Regions from separate parts of the Homo sapiens genome. Here all the other regions are linked to region 2. The links are chromatin contacts, found by Hi-C or POLR2A ChIA-PET in ENCODE. All regions are on one chromosome and are shown on one strand. The core of a region is the stretch at or near the end of the contact, and the rest is flanking DNA. Distances in the headings are between cores, read along the strand shown.

Region 1 (2,700 bases), core at 186-2,685, 46 kb before region 2:
CTTCCATGCCTAATATGATTGACAAATCTATATGTTATCTGAATTGTGAATATATTTTCATACATATAGAAGTACATGTGTGTATTTCTTGAAATCTAATGGTCAATATACACTAACCAGTTATTTCTGGGATTTTGGGAACAGGCTTCTTTCTATACTTCTCTACTTATCTTTAAATTTTCTCTAATGAGCCTACTTTGCTTTTGTTTTACATACAGTAATTAATATATTTATAAATGTATGTATACTATATATTTTAATAAATTTATATAAGTATATGTATGTATATACATATGTTTTGCAAGTAAAAAAACTTTAGTAATAAATATCTACAAAGGCAAATTAAAAACTATTACATTTTTTCTCCCTCCCTTCCTTTCTACTGTTTCCCTCCTCTCCTCTCTTTGGTTTCCTTCCTTCCTTTGTTCCTTCGTTCCTTCGTTCCTTCCTTCCTTCCTTCTGTCCTTCCCTTCCCTCCCTCCCTCCTTCCTCCCCTCCCCTCCCCTTCCTTCTTCTTTCTTGCCCTTTCTCTCTCTCTCTTTTCCTCTCCCCCTTCTGTCTTCCTCTCCCCACCTCCATCTCCCTCTCTCTCTCCTCCCTCCCTGCCGCCTTCCTTCTTTCCAGAAAGTCACTAACCAGAATCTTTCACAGAATAAACTGTGAAACCTAGATCTTAAATGTACTACAGTAGAAAAAGAGATGAGATTTTTGAAAGATGATGGCTTGTCCTTGTCTCTGTACTTGAATCTATCTCAAAACAAAGATATAACTATTGTTTTTAATAATAATTTCAATATAGAGTGACCATCCTTGCCTACTACCCTGAAGAGAGAGAGCATTTACACATAAGACTGGTGGTTGCAGTAAACCCCTTTCAAGTGGAGTGGCCACTATGGTCCTTCCTCTTCCCTTCCTTCCTTTCATTCCCTTGCCCTTTCCCCACTTTCCTTCTCTTCCTTTCCTTTTTTCTTTTAAGGTTCATAAAATCTTGATTGGCCTCCTTCCTAGCAGCCAGGAGTTTGGGTCCCTAATAGCTAAAGCTTATATACTTTATTTTCTTCTTTCTCCAGATGGCTGTGGCTATGAATTTTACTCCCCATCCCAGGACTACCCCTGCTATACTGACACTAATTTTCATTTTATAATACTGTCTTCATCAGTCCATGCTATGCTACTAGTTTTAGTTATTATAATATTAACTTAATCCACAATGAAGGCGACAGGTTTTTTTGTGTGTCTTACTTTTTAAAGGGGAAATATTATCTCTCACTTTAAGGAAACTAACTTTAGCAACTCATTCCCTCACTTTTTTTTTTCTTTCAACTTGATTTGTTCAACTAAGGAGACCACATTTAGTACTTGCTAGCTGAGACTTCTGTTCTACAATTCTGAGTTAGTTCCTCATCCGTCCGACCCTCTCTCCCCGTGGTGCACTGAGTCACAATGTGATCACCAGCTGCATGTGCTGCTATTACACACAACACATTGGCTAGCAGAGGAGCCAGGATTCAGCCTTGGAAGTACTTTCAGGCAAAGGTGAAGACCCTTTCCCCACTCTAAGCATCTTTCAGTAGTTTAGTGTAGCTGATATTAATGTTATAAATGGTCATTCCTAATCCTGTCTCAGTTCCAGCCCAGATGGAGTTTTGATTTTAGAAAATCATTCAGTGAAATGTATTTCCTGTGCCTGGTAGTCATTGATCACTTACCAAAAAAAAAGGGGGTAGTGGGAGACTAAAAATAAACTTATGATAATTCACATACACTTAACCTTTACTGACTAATACCAAAAAGGGAATGAAGCAGGCTCTGCTGACCAGCACTTGCAGATGGATTCCAGGAACGTGGCTAGAGCTGCCAAAGCCATCGCTGAATCCTGCCAAAAGCATCCCAGGGGATTTTACTAAGGGTGGGGAGAGCAGGGAACATGGAGGTGTGTGTGTGAATTTGTTTTAAAACTCTCTTACTCAACACTGAGCAGTGGGAAGAACACTGGGAAAAAAGGTCGGAAAGTGACATTCTAGACTGGGTTCCACCCAATCTCTATGACACTGGAAAAGTAATGTGTCCTCTTTGGAACTTCAGGTATCATGTGAACAATAAGGGTGTCATATTAAGGTCTTAACATGTTGAAATGTTAAAAACATTCTGTAATTACTTAAATTATTTCAAAACAGAAAGATCATACATGTTCATCATGTTTCTGTGTTAACTGGACAAAACTACACTAAAATTAAAGAGCAATAAAAGCAATCGTGTTAAAATTTTATTTTTAAATATAGTACTTCTAGTAACTGAATATCTAACTTTATTAACAATTCTAAATCTCGCTTTTTTTTTTTTTTAAACCCCAGTGAGGCTGGGCACCGTGGCTCACACCTGTAATCTGAGCTCTTTGGGATGCTGAGGCGGTATGATCCCATGAGCACAGGAGTTTGAGACCAGCCTGGGCAACATAGTCAGATCCTGTCTCTACAAAAAGTTTTTTAAATAGCCAGGATTAGCCAGGCATGATGGCATGCACTTGTTGTGTCAGCCACTCTCATTGGGGGTTGGGGGGGTTGGGGGTGGGCTGAGGTAGGAGGCTTGCTTGAGCCCAGGAGGTAGGAGGTCAAGGCTACAGTGAGCCATGACTGTATCACTGCACTCCAGCCTGAGCGACAGAGCAAGACCCTGCCTCTAATTAAATAAGCAAATACA
Region 2 (2,700 bases), core at 47-2,546:
ACATTGGTTCATATAGCCTCAAAAAGTCTATGAAGATACTTTTTTTTTTTTTTTTTGAAAGAGAGCGTCACTCTATCTCCCAGGCTAGGGTGCAGTGGCACAATCTCAGCTCACTTCAACCTCCGCCTCCCAGGTTCAGGTGATTCTCCCGCCTCAGCCTCCAGAGTAGGTGGGATTACAAGCATGCGCCACCATAATCAGCTAATTTTTGTATTTTTAATAGAGACAGGGTTTCACTATGTTGGCCAGGCAGGTCTCGAACTCCTAACCTCAAGTGGCCCACCCGCCTTGGCCCCCCAAAGTCCTGGGATTACAGGCATGAGCCACCGTGCCCGGCTGAAGATACTATAAACATCTTGATTTTTTACTGAGTCAGAAACTGAGAAAGGGAAAAAATTATTTGCTGAAGACTGCATGCCTCAAGTTTATACCCATTATACTACACTGCCTGCTTGCGAAAGTATGTTTTAAAAAATTGTCACTGCTGTGCAGCAACTCAAATTGTCACTGCTGTGCAGCAACTCAACTTTAAGTCTTAAACCTAGTTATCTTTTATCTTGAGCAGGACATATATGTTAAGCTGCTGAGGATGCTCCTTAACATGAGGCCATTGGGCGGGTGTGTGCCAGACAATCCTCCTAGTTGTTTCTCTAATACAGAGCTTCAGGTCGTCTCTTCCTTTTTCATCTTCTAGCCTGCCCTGGCCAAGTACCTATGAATCAACCGGCAAGGCGAGGGGTGTATTTGGTGGGCTATAGAGTGGAATTAAGCAGAATATCAAAAATTTTAGCCAATAACATTGAACCTCAAAGAGGAAAGTACTGCTGAGTTCTGATAGATGCAAGACAAGCTAAAGACCTCCTTAGCTCCATTGTTCTGCATCAGCACAATATGTCCTAGTGAGAAGGAAAGACATAGCAAAACTAAAAATGACCTGTTTTTCAAGAGCAATGTCTTTTCACCCAAACTTGTGAACTGCTTGCCAAAAGTCAGGACTAACATTGTTTTGTACATTTGCATTAAAAGAAATTATATCACCGTTGAAGAGCTGATCAGAGAAAGGGTATAGGAAAAAGGAAATGTTAAAATAAGCTGTAAAATCCAGCCCATTTATATCTGGAGTTTAGAGGCAGTCTAACAAAATGAATGTTCCATTTACTAATCACATTTGCCATTTATTCAAAACAAACACGGCTTGAGAGAGGATTAAATAAACATCCAAAAACTGTCGTTCTTGAAACCTTTGGATAGAACATTGAGTTGCATTCCTGCAGGAGAAATGCCAAGTGAGTGAGCCTAGTCCAAGTTTGTTTAGAAAGCCATATTTGGGAGAACCATGGAAGTGCGAACCTGATCATGTGAAAAGCCCAGGACTGTTCAGCCTTCTGTGGCAGTTCTGTGAGTTCTAGTACCAGACTATTAATAGGGAGTCAAGTAGAAATATCCTTCCTTCCCCTCCCTCCCTCCTTCCCTTCCCTTCCTTCCTTTTCCCTTTCCCTTTCCCTTTCCCTTTCCCTTTCCCTTCCCTTCCCTTCTCCTTCTCCTTCTCCTTCCTTCCTTTTCCTTCCTTCCTTCCTTCCTTCCTTCCTTCTCTCTCTTTCTCTCTTCTTTGGTGTGCTGAGAATAATCTGCAGACAGTGACTCTACAGATAAGATTGCAAATATTTTCCCTTCCTTCATTCCTTCCTTCTTTCCTCCCTTCCTTCCTTCTTTCCTTCTTCCTTTTTTTTCTTTTTTAACCACATGATTTCTATTTCCTTTAGCAAGATGTTATCATGTGAGGGAAGTCTTAGGTTTCTATATCCCTTTATTCTTAGTGTTAGCATTTCTTATTAAAGACAGATGTCTAGTTTTCTATTTTAAGGGTTATCTAATTTCAGTCATAAAAATGTCCTATAAATTAAGACATAACTTTGTCAATACTCTTCTAGAACATAATAGCTACCCCAAAATATTTGTTCAATGATGGGAAATTCATTGATATTTAGACCTTCAGAGATGAAATAAATATGTTGCCTTTGCTTTTCAAAGATGCCATCTTGCCCATTCATAAGAAAACTAAGACCCACAGAATGACTACCCAAGGCCTCACAGTATAATTAGGACTTTAACAAAAATCCATAAAACCTCTGGTATTGGGATATTTAAGATAATACATTGATATATACTTTATCACTGTCTTTGATAAAATAACAGTAAAACCATTTTAATGGGACACATTTTTATAACCATTGTGAATTTGGTCCTCAAAAAAGAACTCACTGAGATGATGAGATAATGCATATTCATCCTCTTTTACAGATGATGAAACATTTCGGAGAAGGCAAGTCAGTTTTCCAATTTTTCATACTATATAGATCATTGAATCTTTGTCCCTTATATACAGAATCAACAATATGAAATATGTGGAACTTGAAATCATAGTTTCCAACTTTTCTGCCTATAGAATGCCCATTTCCAGTTGCTTAACATTTAGATTGATAAACATGAAATTCATTAAACAGGAAACTGAATAAGAGACCTGGACTAATATTTAGGTATTACTTAGTATTCCATCCAAGAAGTGTCTGCAGACAGTGACTCCATAGATGATAAGGTTGCACATATTTCAGAAGCCAAATAAATGTTGTGATTAAATGATTCAAGTCTGTTAACCATTTGGTAGTTATGATGTAAATGGCTGTTAAATGGAAAGCATTT
Region 3 (2,700 bases), core at 19-2,518, 59 kb after region 2:
TCCCCAGCACCTTGAACAGCACCTTTCAAGGAGGAAGAACCTAATTCATGTTTGTTAGAAGAATGAATGACAATATTGTCTTATTTGATCTTCACCATAATCCCGTGAAGTGAATACCGTATTCATACTGTATCCTCGTTTTTTTGCAGATGGCAAAACTGAGGCCTTGAGACCTGCTCAGGTTTGCATAGCTAGTTTTTGGCCATGGCAAGATTTGAATTCAGGTTTTTCTATTTCCTTATTCTCTCCTTTTTGTCTTCTGGGAATTTGCTATATTAATAGCAAAGCAAGAAATGTCACACAAAGAAAAATTGTTTCCAATTTTAAATTCATGATGCATATGCAAGAAATTACTGACTTTTCAATCCAATGGTAACACAGATTGTGTGATTTTTAGGAGGAAGAGCCTTTCTTTTCCATCTCTTGCGTTTATTAGCATATGTGTCAGTGCACACACATCTACACCGTGCAGCTCTCACCTTGTACTTTTCCAGTCTGAATTCGTTTTGTAGGCTGTCCCTGCCCTGACTATCCCAGGTGCCTATCAGGGCTGTGTCTTGGTCAGGCTAAGGCCAAGCAACAGGCACCAGCATTTGTTATGGTTACCTTGGCAAGTGAATGGGGTTTGAGGGAAGCTGGAGAGCAGGCATTTCAGGAGTAGAACTAGGCCAGTCTGTTTTTGTAAAAAGTTGATATTCACCCTAATTGTAGCTCATGTTGGCAAGCGGAGTAAACACCCATGCAAATTACTAAGTTGTACTGAATGTCCAAGGATGTCAATAATCATCTTGAAATCCAAATAAATATATTTTTTACTGAAACGGAAGCCAGGCACCACATGCAGTTTCTCTCTGTCACTGGAGACAGATTTGGCACATATGCATGAGACAGAGAAGGGCAACTCTTCAGGCCCTAATGCACACAGGAAACTAGGGATGTGTATATCATACTTGGCAGCAAAATAGAGGTGGGGCAGCCATCACTTTCTGTTCTCAAGCACCTCTCTTTTTTCCTATATTTTAAAACAGGATGACCACAAAGAAGAATAAGGTATACAGTAGCATAGGATCCTAAATTAAAGCATGAGGGAAAGCTAGCATTAGTTTTTCATCTAAAGTCCATTTGGGTAGGAATGAGTCAGTGCAAAACTGTACAAAGGTGATCTTAAGTCACATGTTATGTTACCGACTCTGTGGCAATGGCTGTGAGTAGTCCAGGAACTCTCCAAGGCCTATTTTTAAATTCACTTAGACCAAGCATAATGAGGTAAAGGGATGTCTATACACATTCTCAAGTTTAGTTCTCTGACCGTGAGTCAGACTGTGGGCCATGGACCTGGGCGTCTCAGTGGTAGCAGGACTCATTTTTTCCCCTTTTCTTTCTCATAAATGACTTAGGAGACACATTGGAGAACCCTATGTGCTCCTTTTACTGGAATTATCTTTTAAGGAAGTACTGATTTCACCTCCTGTACATGGTTTGCTGAGATGGCCTATTGGGGTTTCCCACCAGTCCACAACTGGAAGTTTCTATTTGCACATTTTGACTGCTAGTTCTATATTTAGTCAAAAGCCTGCCTTTTGCCTGGTTTCTTAGGGAAATAGTCTGTAGGAGTTGCTGTGTCCATTTGCCTTGTTCACTTGGGTATTTATTTGACTGTATACCCTGATTATTTCCTAAATTAACAAAAAGGCACAGGGCCCCAAATGAAGGAAGACCCCTTGTAATTTGTTAAAAAATAAGTTTATGAAAATGTGTCGTCAGGAAATCAGAGTTGTGTTGCGGGGTGGGGAGCATGATATACATTTGTGTTTGTATGTTTCTAATTGTCTACAGATTTATGGCCTACTGTAACAAAGCCATTGTAAGTGTACAGTGGGAGGGTCAAGAAACCTTATTCTATGGATTCAAACACATTATGCATACAATTTACACGTAGGCACAAAAATATCCCTTCAAAGACCCTCCAATAAGCTATGGTATAGTTGAGGAAACACTAGACTTGAAGTCGGGAAACCGGAGTGTTGTCATTTTAATCTCAGGCTATATCTTTACATGAACAAGAGAACTTTGTGTTATTTTTCATATTCGAACTCTTTGTGCTGAAGATTCTGCAGTCAAACTGCAAGACACATACGCATTGGCTGATCAGAAATGACATAACCATTCTTACTGCACTGAGTTGATATTCAGTCAATAAACAGTCTAATCTCGGTTAAATGTTTGCATATTTTTAGACTTTTAAAAATTTGAAATCAGCCTCTCAAGTTCCATTAGACAGTTTTATCACGGACACATCAAGTTCCATGTACAACAGGCTGAGAACCATTAAGCTACAAAATTTCTAAAATTTTCTCCAGGTTCTCAGTTGCTAAATTCTCTCTTGAACATTTTTGGGGATAAAAAACTGGCAGAGAAAAAGAAGAAAGTACACCTTTTTACATTATGAAACACCTATGTTCACCTTATCCATGGAGTTATGCCAGTGACCTAATGCCTATTAAGTTCTTCCATGTTCCAAAGGTCTTTCTGTACTTGAAAACTCATAGGTGAGTCAGGTCCTTCACTGATAGCTTATAGCTAAAAACCACTTGGGAGAGGGGCTGTCCAGGTCTTATGTCAAAACTTTGTCCCATACGCTGTTAGTGTTAGAAATGGAGCCGTCAGCAAATAGAATCTGTTGTTTCATTTAATTACTTT

What was found. Hi-C counts contacts between places; a loop is a spot of excess contacts on that map. ChIA-PET counts read pairs that join two places held with the same protein, here RNA polymerase II (POLR2A). Pooled maps may share reads with other maps.
Region 1: a map of transverse colon shows a loop between it and region 2 (22-fold over the local background). The contact joins two enhancer-like sites. A Hi-C loop is called at or near these places in 2 of 168 maps with a recorded cell type or tissue (PC-3 and transverse colon) and 2 of 50 pooled maps. POLR2A ChIA-PET finds 5 or more read pairs at or near these places in 4 of 52 experiments (BJ, PC-3, activated B cell and 1 more).
Region 3: a map of posterior vena cava shows a loop between it and region 2 (2.9-fold over the local background). The contact joins two enhancer-like sites. A Hi-C loop is called at or near these places in 4 of 168 maps with a recorded cell type or tissue (MCF 10A, PC-9, aorta and 1 more) and 4 of 50 pooled maps. POLR2A ChIA-PET finds 5 or more read pairs at or near these places in 5 of 52 experiments (AG04450, Caco-2, MCF 10A and 2 more).

What each region holds. Positions count from the first base shown.
Region 1 is chr3:188,577,321-188,580,020 of GRCh38, forward strand. All of the region lies in intron 6 of LPP (LIM domain containing preferred translocation partner in lipoma), which reads left to right. Among named protein-coding and RNA genes, the nearest start is that of LPP-AS1, 10 kb to the left of the region's middle. Within about 2 kb of position 1,436, at least 14 of the 41 ENCODE cell types and tissues checked have a DNase peak (open chromatin) inside an H3K27ac peak, as active enhancers do.
Region 2 is chr3:188,623,220-188,625,919 of GRCh38, forward strand. The region is part of intron 7 of LPP (LIM domain containing preferred translocation partner in lipoma); the gene reads left to right. The region is part of intron 2 of LOC124906316 (a long non-coding RNA gene); the gene reads right to left. Among named protein-coding and RNA genes, the nearest start is that of LPP-AS1, 56 kb to the left of the region's middle. Within about 2 kb of position 1,297, at least 10 of the 41 ENCODE cell types and tissues checked have a DNase peak (open chromatin) inside an H3K27ac peak, as active enhancers do.
Region 3 is chr3:188,681,948-188,684,647 of GRCh38, forward strand. All of the region lies in intron 7 of LPP (LIM domain containing preferred translocation partner in lipoma), which reads left to right. Among named protein-coding and RNA genes, the nearest start is that of MIR28, 5.5 kb to the right of the region's middle. Within about 2 kb of position 1,269, at least 9 of the 41 ENCODE cell types and tissues checked have a DNase peak (open chromatin) inside an H3K27ac peak, as active enhancers do.